Linked DNA regions of Homo sapiens: region 2 is linked to region 1. A link is a contact called in ENCODE POLR2A ChIA-PET data. All regions are on one chromosome and are shown on one strand. Each heading gives the region's core, a stretch centred on a gene start or an enhancer-like site at or near the end of the contact. The rest is flanking DNA. Distances are from core to core; before and after follow the strand shown. Region 1 holds the start of MTHFD1L (methylenetetrahydrofolate dehydrogenase (NADP+ dependent) 1 like). Region 2 holds the start of MAP3K4-AS1 (MAP3K4 antisense RNA 1).

Region 1 (7,120 bases), core at 4,222-6,721:
AATTGCACAGGACAAACTCAATCGTGTCCCAGTGCACATGTGAGTCCAACTGTGGACAGTGACTTAACAGAAGGTTTAGATAAAAATAAGTATAAAAGGTTAGAGTCTCTATACCCTTGGGAATGGGGTGAAAAGGGAATCTCATCACCTCGACCAAAGTTAGTTAGTCCTGTTACTGGTCCTAAGCGTCCGGAACTTTGGAAGCTTACTGTGGCCTCGCACCACATTAGAATTTGGTCTGGAAATTAAGCTATAAAAACAAGAGATGGTAAGCCATCTTATACTATCGACCTAAATTCCAGTCTGACAATTCCTTTGCAAATTTGTGTAAAGCCCCCTTATATGCTAGTTGTAGGAAAAATAGTTATTAACCCAGATTCCCAAACTATAACCTGTGAAAATTGTAGATTGTTTACTTGCATTGATTCAACTTTTAATTGGCAGCACTGTATTCTACCAGTGAGAGCAAGAGAGGCCATGTGGATCCCTGTGTCCATGGACCAACTGTAGGAGGCTTCGCCATCCATCCATATTTTAACTGAAGTATTAAAAGGAGTTCTAAATAGATCCAAAAGATTCATTTTTACTTTGATTGCGGTGACTACGGGATTAAGTGCAGTCACAGTTATGGCCGCTGTGGCAGGAGTTGCATTGCACTCTTCTGTTCAGACGGTACACTTTGTTAACAATTGGCAAAAAAAATTCTACAAGATTGTGGAATTCACAATCTGGTATTGATCAAAAATTGGCAAATTAGATTAATGATCTTAGACAAAATGTCATTTGGATGGGAGATAAGCTCGTGAGCTTGGAACATCATTTTCAGTTACAGTGTGACTGGAATACGTCAGATTTTTGTATTACACCCCAAGCCTGTAATGAGTCTGAGCCTCACTGGGACATGGTTAGATGCCATCTACAAGGAAGAGAAGATAATCTTACTTCAGACATTTCAAAATTAAAAGAACAAATTTTTGAGGCATCAAAAGCCCATTTAAATTTGGTGCCAGGAACTGAAGCAATTACGGAAGCTACTGATGGCCTCGCAAATCTTAACCCAGTCACTTGGGTTAAAACCATCAGAAGTTCCATTATTATAAATTTCATATTAATCCTTGTGTGCCTGTTCTGTCTGTTGTTAGTCTGCAGGTGTACCCAGCAGCTCCGAAGAGACAGCGACCATCAAGAACGGGCCATGATGACGATGGCAGTTTTGTCAAAAACAAAAGGGAGAATGTGGGGAAAAGAAAGAGAGATCAGATTGTTACTGTGTCTATGCAGAAAAGGAAGACATAAGAAATTCCATTTTGATCTGTACTAAGAAATATTGTTCTGCTTTGAGATGCTGTTAATCTGTAACTTTAGCCCCAACCATGTGCTCGCAGAAACGTGCTGTATCAAATCAAGGTTTAATGGATTTAGGGCTGTGCAGGCTGTGCCTTGTTAACAATGTGTTTGCAGGCAGTATGCCTGGTAAAAGTCATCGCCATTCTCCATTCTCTATTAACCAGGGACACAATGCACTGCGGAAAGGCGCAGGGACCTCTGCCCAAGAAAGCTTGGGTATTGTCCAAGGTTTCCCCCACTGAGACAGCCTGAGATATGGCCTCATGGGAAAGGAAAGACCTTACATCCCCCAGCCCGACACCCATGAAGGGTCTGTGCTGAGGAGTAGTGAAAGAGGGAGGCCTCTTTGCGGTTGAGATAAGGGGAAGTTTTCTGTCTCCTGCACGTCCCTGGGAATGAAATGTCTCAGGGTAAAGCTGATCATGAGATAGGAGAAAACCACCCTGTGGCTGGAGGCAAGATATGCTGGCAGCAATACTGCTCTGTTACTCTTTGCTACACTGAGATGTTTGTGTAAAGGGAAACATACATCTAGCCTACATGCACATCCAGGCACAGTACTTTTCCTTGGACTTATTCATGATACAGATTCCTTTGCTCACATGTTTCCCCTCTGACCTTCTCCACATCACCCTGTTGCCCTGCCACACTCCCCTCACCAAGATAGTAAAAATAGTGATCAATAAATACTGAGGGAACTCAGAGACTAGCACCGGTGCAGGTCCTCACATGTTGAGCACCGGTCTCCTGGGCCCACTGTCCTTTCTCTGTACTTTGTCTCTGTGTCTTATTTCTTTTCTCAGTCTCTCGTCTCCACCTGACGAGAAATACCCACAGGTGTGGAGGGGCAGGCCCCCTTCACATGTTGGTCAGGCTGGTCTCGAACTCCCGACCTCAGGTGATCTCCCCACCTTGGCCTCCCAAAGTGTTGGGATTACAGGTGTGAGCCATCGCACCCGGCCCACTTTCTAATTTTTTCTCCTACTGTTTTTCCCTCCGTAGTCTCTTTTGTGGCATTGTCTTCCTCTGCTTCTTTCTTGTTTGTGTTTTTTGGTGCTATTGTAGGTCCTCCTGTCTTCTATACACTCTCTCGGTGATCTTACCCATAACCATGGTTATCAAATCTGTATCTCCATTTTTGAACTTTCTCCTGAGCTATACATCCATGGATCCAACATCCTACTCCACATCTCCACTCTGATATCCCATAGGCATGCCAATCTTGATAGGGCTAAGCCTGTTGCTTCTCTCCTCTGGTCTTCCTCTAGGAATAGCACCACCTATACTTCAAGCCAGAAAGTGGGGCTTCATCCTTGACAACTTCCTTCCATATACCCTCTAAATCAATCAAATCCTAAAGGCTACCAATGGTTCCTCTTACTTATCTCATGAATCCATCCACTTTTCACCAATCCATTGGTCAAGGATATACTCAGGAACTTCTCGTTTCTTCTCCTGTTACTGAAACAGTCTTCGGATTTGTCTGCTGCCTTCACTTTCTATTGTCTACGCTGTCGCTGCTGTGATCCTTCTACAACACACATCTGAGATTGCCACTCTCCTAATTCTAAATCCTTCAGTTGTTTTCCACTGCTTTCAAAATGCAATGCAATGGGCTGGGCGCAGAGGCTCACTCCTGTAATCCCAACACTTTGGGAGGAGGCCGAGGAGGGCAAATCACCTGAGGTCAGGAATTTGAGAGCAGCTTGGCCAAGATGGCGAAACCCTGTCTCTGCCAAAAACACAAAATTAGCCAGGCATGGTGGTTGGCTGTAATCCCTGCTACTTGGGAGGCTGAGGCAGGAGAATTGCTTGAACCTGGGAGTGGAGGCTGCAGTGAGACAAGATTGCGCCACTGCACTCCAGCCTGGGCAATAAAGCTAGATTCCATCTCAAAAAAAAAAAAAAAATGCAATGCAATGGTTTCGTGACCTGCCACAACGTGGCCCTGCCCAGCTCTTCTTACTTGCCATTGCTACTCATTTTCCCCTGCCCTCCCCACTCGACTGAACAGCTCTCAGTATCTCAAATTCATCATGCTCTCTTCTACTCCAGACTTTTGCTCATGTTGTTCCTTCATTTCCAACATTCCCACTTTTCCAACACTGACCTTCCCTTAGCTCATTTCCTTCCCTTAGCTGACCTTCCCTTAGCTCAACTGCTAAGGTCTTGCCTCCAGCTGCCACCTCTTTCACTTTCTTCAGGAAGCCTTTTTTTTTTTTTTTTTTTTTTTTTGAGACAGGGTCTCACTCTGTTGCCCAGGTTGGAGTGCAGTGACACGCTCACAGCTCATTGCAGCCTCAATCTCCCAGCTCTGCCAGTAAACAGATGGGCCTCTCTGGACCCCAGTTTCCAAAGGTTGAAGGTCAAGACAATAGCTCTCAATTCCCTACTTTTGTTAGGATTGTATGAAGGGTCCTTCCAGCACTGTCCCAGTATGGTGCTCGGCTAATGGAAAACCAATCTCTGTAACTTGGACTAGTTTTATTCCCACCTTATCTGGGAATTATAAGGGTATAAGGTTGTAAAAATATAAAGTTAACAATCTGACCCTCACTTGGGAATCATAAAATTACAATCTGATATCCACTTTACTTGGAACTTATGGTCAGCCCTCTGTATCCTCAATCAACCTGGGACTGAAAGTATTTGAAAAAATTACAATAACAAAAAATAATAAAAAATCATAGAAATAAAAAAGTACAGTGTAATATCTATTTACATAGCATTTACATTGTATTAGGTATTATAAGTACAGCAGGTCCTGGAATAACATCATTTCATCATTTTGCTCAGTGGTTTTCTTATAATGATGAGAAAAAAATAGATTTCTGGCTGGGTCCACTGTCACGTTTTATCCATGTCTGTGTGGATTTTCTCTGTCTTCTGGTGTCCTGTCACATCCCAAAGCCGTGCAGTGCACTTTAGGTAAATTGGTGCATCTACACGATCCGAGTGTGAGTGTGGGTGTGTGTGAGCACACCCTGTGAGGTGCCCTGAGTTGGAATAAGCCGGTAAAAATGATCTCACTTTTATTAATCTTTATTTTTCTCTAAGCGAGAGGGATAGGGGGTGTTTAAAAAAAACTTTTTCTTTGAGACAGAGCTGTGCTCTGTCGCCCAGGCTAGAGTACAGTGACATGATCTCGGCTCACTGCAACCTCTGGCTCCTGGGTTCAAGCGATTCTCCTGCCTCAGCCTCCCGAGTAGCTGAGAATACAGGCACGCGCCACCACACCCAGCCAATTTTCTGTATTTTTAGTAGAGATGGGGTTTCGCCATGTTGGCCAAGCTGGTCTTGAACTTCTGGCCTCACGTGATCTGCCCACCTCAGCCTCCCAAAGTGTTGGGATTATAGGCGTGAGCTAAAAATCTTCCTTAAATATATGCATGGCTCACACTTATTTCAATGTTTAATATTAGAAGTGTTTTGGTCTTTATTTCGAAGTTTAGGGGCGATTTTGTGACCACAGATATGTTGTAGGAACTTCACTCATATCAATTAGCCTGTGGTCAAACTGTTTTCCTTACAGTCATTTGGCTTAAAGTTTCAGTTTCCAAGAACCCCTCCACGATGTTAGGTGAGGACTTAGGGAATGTGGAGATGACCTAAAGTTTATGATGGGAAGATGTGTGTAGGTGATATGCAAACACTTTTTTTTTTTTTTTTTTTTACCAAGGACTTGAGCATTTGTGGACGTGGGTCCCCTGGAGGGGCCCTGGAACCAATCAGGACTATAAAATCCTTTTAAGGTTTTAAGAAGAGCATTGTTATCTCTGTGGTACTGACGAAGACCCCGCAAGCTCACCGAGATTAAGTGCCCCTGCCTAAGGTTACAAAGCCTCTTATCCTCAGGCCACCTCCAGTACAGCAAATCCAAGCCCTCCCGTCTAAACTTGGCGCCCTGAGTACCAAGGGTCACCTCGGCCTTTCAGGCTGAAGGGAGGGAGGCTGAGTCTCAGGGCAGAGTCTGAGTCCCACTCCGCACCCCACCCTCTGTCTGGTACAGCTTACCAAACCAAAGTGCCCAAAGCCGTGACATCCCGGCCGGCGGCTCGCAGGCCCCCGCCCTCCGCACGTCACGGCCGCCGGGTGCAGTGCCCCCTAGGGGCCCCTGGGACGAGGAGGAAGCGCCAGGTCCTTCCCGCCGCCGCCGCCGCCGCCGCCGCCTGCTCCCCTGGCACGCGCCCCGCCGCCCTCGGCAGCCGCAGCTCCGTGTCCCCTGAGAACCAGCCGTCCCGCGCCATGGGCACGCGTCTGCCGCTCGTCCTGCGCCAGCTCCGCCGCCCGCCCCAGCCCCCGGGCCCTCCGCGCCGCCTCCGTGTGCCCTGTCGCGCTAGCAGCGGCGGCGGCGGAGGCGGCGGCGGTGGCCGGGAGGGCCTGCTTGGACAGCGGCGGCCGCAGGATGGCCAGGCCCGGAGCAGCTGCAGCCCCGGCGGCCGAACGCCCGCGGCGCGGGACTCCATCGTCAGGTGAGTGTCGGGTCTGGCCCTGGCCCAGGTCTCCAGCGGCTGTGGCCCCGACCCAGGGGCGGAGCGCCCGGGACCGCCGTGGGGAGCGGGGCGCGGGGCTGCGAGTGTTTGGTGCCAACTCATTAGGGGGGCCGGGCGGTGTGTCGGGAAACGCGGGCTTGGGCACTGCGGCCGGGAGCGCTGGCGGAGAACGGGGGATCCAGTACCCGACCGGGCCCGCAGCGCAGGTGGGCGTGGGCATCTCCAATGGGCGCCTAGCGGCATGGACCGCACGCCCGGCTCCACGTGCGCAGCCGGCCGCCGGCTCTGATGCAATCGCGCCGGGCGCGACCCAGACGGTAAAGGGGCGGTGCGGCTGGGGCGGAAACCAGGGGAGGGGGCGAGGAGCAGGAGGAGGGCGGGGCTGCGGCTCGGCGCGCCGGCTGGCCCGGGGTTCGGGAAGGGCAAGCGGAGCTCGGGAGAGGCGGGCTCGGGCCCAGCGCCGCCCGCGCGAAGCTCCCTGGTGTTGTGCGCCCTTCCCCGCGCGCGGCCCCTCCTGCTGGGCTGGGGTCTGTGGCTGACGTCCGCTTTTCCCGGAACGGCAAAGGTGGAGCCGGGCCCCCGGGACAGCCGCCGGGGGGAATCCGAGAGGTCTCAGCGCTGGTTTCCAGCTTCGCCGCGCAGCGCCCACGGAGTCCCCGCGCAGCTGGGTTTGCAGGGTTTTCTGCGGGCCCAGAGCGAACTGGGAGCCCCGGGCCCGGCCTTTCCCGTCCCGGTCCCCGCCCCTGGGCTCCAGCCTTCCCCGCCCTCGCCCAGAGGGGCGCACGGGTCTCGGGCCTTGCAGGGCGAGCCCTTCGGGACAACTTGGGGGTGGCAAGAAAGCCCCTTCCGCCTCCCTCGGAACTGGGATTAGGAACGAGTTCCAGGATGCGGTTTCCCCGGCCAGCGGACCACCTCCTCCATTCACATCCTCTTCCCTTTCCTTCTAGCCTTCTTTCTTAGTCATTGCCTGCTTGCCTTTCTCTCTGCCTTTCCTTCCTCCCTCTGCTCTCCCATTTTCCTCCCCACTCCCCTTCTCCCATCTCAGTAAAATACGTTTCCTAGGCTCTTTATTATGTGGCGGATGATTTTAAGGGGCCATTTATTTAGTTTTTCTTGTTCTCTGTCTTCTTTTTCTTTTAGAAATGGAGTCTCGCTTTGTTGCTCAGGCTGGAGTTCAGTGGTGCCATCTCGGCTCAATGCAGCCTCCGCCTCCTGGGCTCAAGCGATTCTCCCGCCTTAGCCTCCAGTGTAACTGGGACCACAGGTGTGCGCTACCATGC
Region 2 (7,174 bases), core at 3,927-6,426, about 10 Mb after region 1:
GCTGTTTCTGGTTCTCTAGGCCTTGCACGTGGACATCTGAAAGAGAAATGAAAGGATGAGAATCAGGCATGGTCTCTAGATGTTTTGGTGGGAAATCACTGAAATCTTGGCTCACAAGAAGAGTGAGCTCCCTCAGGAATTTCCATTTTTTAAGCCATCTGTTCCTCATGTTAGCAAGATCCTGGAAAGAGGTATTGAGAAGTCAGAGCAGGAATGAAGAAACGTGGGCTCTCCTGGTTTTAGCTGCCTGCATGTCCCAAAGGAAATGAAGTGGGTGCTCCTCCCTGTGGGTTAGCACATGCTCACGTTTTATATGTTGGAGGCCACGTCCTTTCCCTTTATTTGTTTCAATCATTTGGGTAATTCCCACTATTCTAATTATTTTTTGAAAGCATGCAATCTTTAATTCTTTATCTACTGATTTGGAGCCCCTGGGGGTTCAATTTAGATTCTTCATGCAGAGGAGAATGTCTGCAATAAGGGGTGATTTATGTCATGGTGGAGAAATAACAAAAACAGGCAAATCACCTCTCAGCAAATAAACAGTGGAGGTTTTCTCCAACTTCCTACTACTCAGCCAAGAAGGATGAGATTTAAGGTTATAAGGACTATTTAAAAAGTGTGTAACTACTATTCACAATAGCAAAGACACAGAATCAATCTAATGCCAATCAGTGGTAGACTGGATAAGGAAAATGAGGTACATATACACTATGTAATACTATGCAGACGTAAAAGAACAAGATCATGTCCTTTGCAGCAACATGGATGGAGCTGGAGACCATTATCCTTAGCAAACTAATGCAGGAACAGAAAATCAAACATCCATGTTCTCATTTATAAGTGGGAGCAAAATGATAAGAACACATGGACACACACACAGGGCCTATTGGAAGGTGGAGGGTGGGAGGAGGGAGAGGATCAGGAAAAATAGCTAATGGGTACTGGCTTAATCCCTTGGTGTTGAAATAATCTGTACAGCAAACCCCCATGACACAAGTTTACCTATATAACAAACCTGCAGATGTACACCTAATCTTAAAAGTAAATTTTAAAAAAGTTTACTATCTTTTGTACATATCCAGTATTTCTTTGGTGTTTTACCAGTAGATAGAAATAGATGCCACTGTATCATTATGAAACAAAAAATCAATGTGTGTCGTGCTTAGTTTAGGTCCTCTCCAATGGATGTGAGGTTTTTATTGCTCTCTTTCACTGGGTCTGCCTTTCTCTGCGTGTGCTGGAGTGAAAATTAATCAGCCCCTCTGGTCGTGAGCAGATTGCATGTTTGTGCTGCCTGTCTTTCTGCCTCTGCGGAGCTGTAGAGGAGCCACCAGAGAGCAGAGGGCCAGAACTGCTGAAGTTTTTGTCTGAATGTTCACACCGGAATCTGGTCGGGGGGAACTGAGAAACCAGAACAGGAATGAAGAAATGTGGGCTCTCCTGGTTTTAACTCCCTGCACTTCCAGAAGGAAATGAAGGGGTGTGCTCCCTCAGGAATACCACAAGGAAGGGAGGAACTTATTTTAAGTAAAATGCAGCACCACGCTAATAATAATTTTAAAAACTATAGCCTTAGAGGTTTTTCTTTTTAATAGCAGACATAACCCTATTTATCACATCACTTATTTTATTGAGACCATCCTGGCTAACATGGTGAAACCCTGTGTCTACTAAAAAATACAAAAAGCCAGGTGTGGTGGCAGGTGCCTGTAATCTCAGCTACTCAGGAGGCTGAGGCAGGAGAATCGCTTGAACCTGGGAGGCAGAGGTTGCAGTGAGCTGAGATCACGCCACTGCACTCCAGCCTGGGCAACAGAGCAAGACTCCATCTCAAAATAAAAAAATTTTTTTTAAATAATCCTGTGGCAAAATCCATAAAATTGACTAATATACTAGCCTTGAAATATGCTAAGGTGTTACAATTATGCCCTTTACATTTATGTACATATATATATATACACACTATATAGAGAGGAAATTTGAGACTTCATAATAGTGGTAGCATATGTCCAAGGTTTTTGAGTGTTTTTGGCAAAGCAGAAAGAACATGCATATGAATATGTAACTGGTTTTGTGTATGTCAAAAATGGGCTTTAAACTCATGGTAAGCAATGTTCTGAATGTTACGTAGCTCAACCTAGACTAGGTCTTCAGTAGAACCTTAGCTTTTTAAACTCATTTCAAAGTAAAGAAATTCCATAAGGGCTATGTGGATTCGGTCTTGAGGACAAAGAGTGAAAGGTAATTCTCTGAAGATTTTGTTGTCATTGTTTTTAACATGATTAGGCTGGGTGCAGTGGCTTACACCTATAATCCCAGGGTTCTGGGAGACTTGAGGCCAGGAGTTCAAGACTAGCTTGGGCAACATAGTGAGGCCTCAGCTCTACCAAAAAAAAAAAAAAAATGTTTAAAATTAGCTGGACATGGTGGTATGCATCTGTAGTCCCAGCTACAGCAGAGGCTGAGGTGGGAGGATCACTTGAGCCCAGGAAGACCCTGTCTCCAAAATAAAAAAAGAACATTATTAAAGGTAATGAGACAATGAGACCAACCATGTGCTAAACAAGAATAAAAATTTAGAGACAAAAATCTAATAACTTAAAAAAAATAACTATTTCATTAATGCAACAATACTTACTGAGTTCTACTAACACCATGTTGGGCACCAGAGACATTTGATCCCTAGGCAAAGGTCAGAAGAAGGAAGAACAGCTTCTTTCCTGAAGGAGCTTACACTATGGTGGAGAAGGCAGAAAAGAAATCTGGGGGCTGTGAGGCGCTCACTGGGAGCCCTGAAGACAAAGTGGGGGCACGGGGTGAGATGAGAGGGTTGTCAGCCAGAGAAACAGCTTTCCTGGACCCAGCATGGGGGTGGGGCGAAAAGTCACAACACTTATATTGAATATTTAGTACCAGTTAACTTAGGTTTCTATACATGATGCATTACTTGATTAGGTAAGTGTAAATTTACTTGGTTCCTGCTAAAATACATAGTATCCTCAAGTGGAAATTAAAACACAAGAACAAGCCACAGGTCTCCCGCATGCTGATTATATTTGCTAAGTGTTTTGTGACTTGGACACACGTGTCTGCATTATCAGCTAGCTTAAATTCGGTAGTCATACCAAAGAATACGTAGTACAATGCTGTTTAAAGAAGAGATTTATTTTATTATTTAACTTTTAAAGTCTCTAATATGCCTTCTAAGAAGGGTTCTGGCTCAGAAAATTGCAGAAGAAAATCGAGTAGAGAACTAGAATTACAGAAACCTAAGAAATACTTTTACTGAGCTTTCTTCACACAAGAAAATGCACGGAAATGAATTATACATGGATACCAATTTGTGATTTTTAAAAATTTGTAATTTTTTAAATTAAGATAAAAATTAGTTTATTTTTTTGAATACTTTTTTGTTTTGTTTTACCTCACCCTTTACTAAGCTGTTAGCTTGGTCTGTTGCGCTTACTGCTATATCCTCAGCATCTAGTACAGTTCCTGACACATATATGCACTTAATAAGTATTTGTCAAATGAATATTATTGAGTAAATAAGATGAAGGTCAATTCAGAAATTCAGCACTATCAGGCTATATACATAATACAGACTATTATAAAAAACTAGAATGGAGCAGTTCCTTTTAACGACGGAGAAATGTCAGTAACATACTTTGAGCACAATATAGCTAATTTCACAACTGGTCTTTAAATATAACATACCTATAATCAATTTAATGTTTTTCTTTGTTACCAGAGTTGTTCAAAACGTGCGTTTCACCTATCAAAGCTCAACTAAATGAGGTTTAAGAAATCTGCACATTTGAATGTACTTAATTTTAAAAGATTCTGGTTTTGGATTAACTCTGGATTTCACCCTATGGGAAATTTTGTAAATATTTCCAACTTAAAAAAAAACTGTGAAGCCCCAGCGCTAAGAGTAAACGATGCATTGGAATTTCAACAGGATTTCTGTAACTCTGAAATAATCTTTAGCATTTCTTCTTCCCCCCATCCCCTCAGTGTAGGAGCATTCCAGTCCAAGTTTCTGGGAGATCGCTATCGAATCTTATGACACTGGGGTGAGAAGTTTTGCCGGGTTGAAATGAGGGGGTCACTTTAATAATCTGGAATTCCGGAGACTTTATGTCAAGTCTTAAAAATTCGAGCCTGTGGAAGGCTGCGCTGTCAAGAGACCGGAGTTGCGAGCGTCTGGGTGACGTCCGTCCTCCTGGAAGGTGGGATCCGGGTGGCAGGTCCCTGGGCGGCGACTCCGGCCGGGCTCATAGCGTCGCGCCCGCCCCGCTCATCGGCCCTACCCAGCGTCCCTCCCAGACCGACGACCGCCTGGGAAGCCTCGAGCTCCCAGCCCGCTGCACAGCCCGGCTCCGCTCCACAGTCCCCCACTGCCACCGGCCGGGGCGACACCGGGCGAGCTGGCGAGACCCGGCTCCAGGACCGAATCGCGCCGACACTTGACGGCGCTCCCCGCCCCTCCCTGCCGCCGTCTCCGCCCCCGTCCGGTCGCATTCCGGCGCCCGCCGCCGCCGCCGCCACCGCCGCCGATCTGGGAGGCTTGTCCCTCGCCGCCCACCGTAGCCCCGGCGCTCGGCCGGTCGCCGTTTCCAAGATGGCCGCGGCGCGCACGGCTCCTGCGGCGGGGTAGAGGCGGAGGCGGAGTCGAGTCACTCCCGCACTTCGGGGCTCCGGTGCCCCGCGCCAGGCTGCAGCTTACTGCCCGCCGCGGCCATGCGGGGCTCCGTGCACGGATGAGAGAAGCCGCTGCCGCGCTGGTCCCTCCTCCCGCCTTTGCCGTCACGCCTGCCGCCGCCATGGAGGAGCCGCCGCCACCGCCGCCGCCGCCACCACCGCCACCGGAACCCGAGACCGAGTCAGAACCCGAGTGCTGCTTGGCGGCGAGGTGAGTGTGGCGGCCGCAGTCGGTCGCTCGCAGAAAGCGGGGCGGGTCCTGGCCCGAACTCGGTCGGGCCCGAGGGCCTCTGCTTCCCGCCAGGTGGGGAGGGAAGCATCCAGTCTCTGCAGGCTGGGGCGGGAGGGGCGCGGTGCATCCCTGGGTCCCAGGGGACCGCGTCTGAGTCTGTCCGGCGACTCCTCCCGGGGTTGCAGCTCCGCAGGGTTCCGCTCGAGCGTGTTGCCGGCTCCCCTTCCCTTGTAGACTCCCCCAGCTCACCCTCAACGTTGCGGGGGCTGGGAGCAGAGTGCGGCTGCCTCCCCTGCCGCTAGCTTCGGAAGAGTGGCCTCACTGAAGTGCCTCTCATCATTACTGAACGAAAGTGGTCCCTCCCCTCTGCCCTCATTCGAGTAAAAGAGACATTCGGAAATCGAGTGCGTACTGGCTATTTCCCCGCGTTCTCCTCCTCCTCTCCTTTTGCCCGCTCCAGAGAATGCCTGTCATCTCTTCCGTGAGAAATTGCACTTAGACTATGCAGACAGATACGTTGCTTTCCTGTTCTGAGGGCCCCTTACTGTCCTTTAGTGCTAGTATTGTGCAGATTGTTGCTCACACGTGCACAAAAGTAAGGATTCATTTGTCTAAAACTTTGCTACTGCAGGAAGCTCTAAGGTGGAACTTCGGTAACCAAAGCATTTGTTGCTTTTTCTTCCATACTCTATTAACTTATTTTTATGTCTTTATTTTTTTTTTAATTGAGAGAACAAACTCACCATAACTGAGAATTTCCCTCTTTTTACGTGCCTATGTTTGTATGTTCAAATGTCCTCTTACTCCCTGTCCTTTGCATCCCAGAGTAAACTTGCAAACTGCTGCCCCCTGTCCCCTGTAATGAAAATACCTCGGCAGCTCCTCTTGGCATCTTATGGTCTTGCTCTATGGTTCTAGGAATAAGGCAGTAAAGTGTCCTCTTTTTCCTGCTTAAAGAAAATTCACACCTGTAACTGTAGTTAGAACTGAACACAGGAGCCATATTCTTGCTTGTCATCATTCAGTTGGCCCAAACAAATTTGTTTTATTTTTATAAGCTGTGAAGAAATTAGTTGCCTCTTTTAATTCTGAGATAGTTCTGGGTACTTCTAAGGAACAACTTCTCTGAATAATGGTACAGGGTGTAATGAGAATTCCTTTGGTTCCTTTTGAATACATCTAGTATTTTTAGAAATTTTGTCAGAAAGTTTATTATAAATTTGTTAACGGATCAGTTTTCGAGCAATTTTGATACCTTTTTCTTTAAAATTAATAGTGAACACTTAACGGTTAAAATAGGCCATTGTCTTTATTTCTATTAACCCATTTAATCTTTTCAACAACTCTATGAGGTAGGTCCTGTTATACTCTCTTTTTGACAGATGAGGAAACTGAGGCACACAGTTTAAGTATCTTGTCCAGGGTTTCACAGCTGGTAATGAAGAAAGGTCTGGCTGCACAGCCCATGTCTTTAACCACCATGAAGAATTCATTATCCAAATGGGCGGATCAGAAATTAGAATTCTGTATAACCCTACTCCGGAAAGAAATGGACATGAGCATTCTTAGGTAAAAGCGAGAAGGGCAGAGAAATGAAAATGTGCTGCAAAAATGACTGCTGCTTCAGTGGTAAAAAAAAAAAAAAACTTGACTTTTCAGTCAGGCTTCTGTCTGTGTTATAATAAAAATAGGTCAGGATAATGGGTTTCATCCAACTGTAAGTGAACAGCAGTGTACGGAACAAGAAGATCTCAATATTTTTCTTAGCAACATTGCAGTTAATTTTACAATAGAAAAATCTGTAAAACAGATTACTTGACAAAGCTGTTGTTTTCTCTTTTTTATGTCCTCGTTGTCACCACCTGCTCTTCAATACATAGAACTGACCTCTGACAGAATTACTGTAGATCTTTGGTAAAAGATGTAGGGGGTCTATCCAGTTGTTCATTTGAACTTTTTTTTTTAACCATTTTAGAGGAGCTCAGTGTACGTGTTCAAAATGTGTGAAATGCCACCTCTTTTTTTTTTTTACAATTTTCTTTTTTATTTTATTTTCAATAGTTTTTGGGGTACAGGTGTTTTTTGGTTACATGGATAAGTTCTGTAGTGGTGATTTCTAAGATTTTGGTGCACCTGTCACCCAAGCAATGTACACTGTACCAAATATGTAGTCTATTCCTCACCCCGCTCTGAGCCTTCCCCCGAGTCTTCAAAGTCCATTATATCATTCTTACG

Evidence for each region. ChIA-PET counts read pairs that join two places held with the same protein, here RNA polymerase II (POLR2A).
Region 2: POLR2A ChIA-PET joins it to region 1 with 13 read pairs in BJ. The contact joins the promoter of MAP3K4-AS1 here to the promoter of MTHFD1L in region 1. POLR2A ChIA-PET finds 5 or more read pairs at or near these places in 2 of 52 experiments (BJ and activated naive CD8-positive, alpha-beta T cell).

Annotation. Positions count from the first base shown.
Region 1 is chr6:150,860,231-150,867,350 of GRCh38, forward strand. It overlaps MTHFD1L (methylenetetrahydrofolate dehydrogenase (NADP+ dependent) 1 like), which reads left to right and starts at 5,472. Exons shown (of 28, transcript NM_015440.5): 1 at 5,472-5,819. The coding sequence starts at 5,593. RefSeq lists silencers at 5,314-5,543, 5,604-6,013, 6,174-6,373, 6,494-6,643.
Region 2 is chr6:160,987,166-160,994,339 of GRCh38, forward strand. MAP3K4-AS1 (MAP3K4 antisense RNA 1) reads right to left here and starts at 5,177. Exons shown (of 1, transcript NR_174962.1): 1 at 3,153-5,177. It overlaps MAP3K4 (mitogen-activated protein kinase kinase kinase 4), which reads left to right and starts at 4,604. Exons shown (of 27, transcript NM_005922.4): 1 at 4,604-4,918. The coding sequence starts at 4,767. RefSeq lists enhancers at 4,040-4,099, 4,120-4,189, 4,142-5,011 and silencers at 4,280-4,609, 5,072-5,366, 5,280-5,409.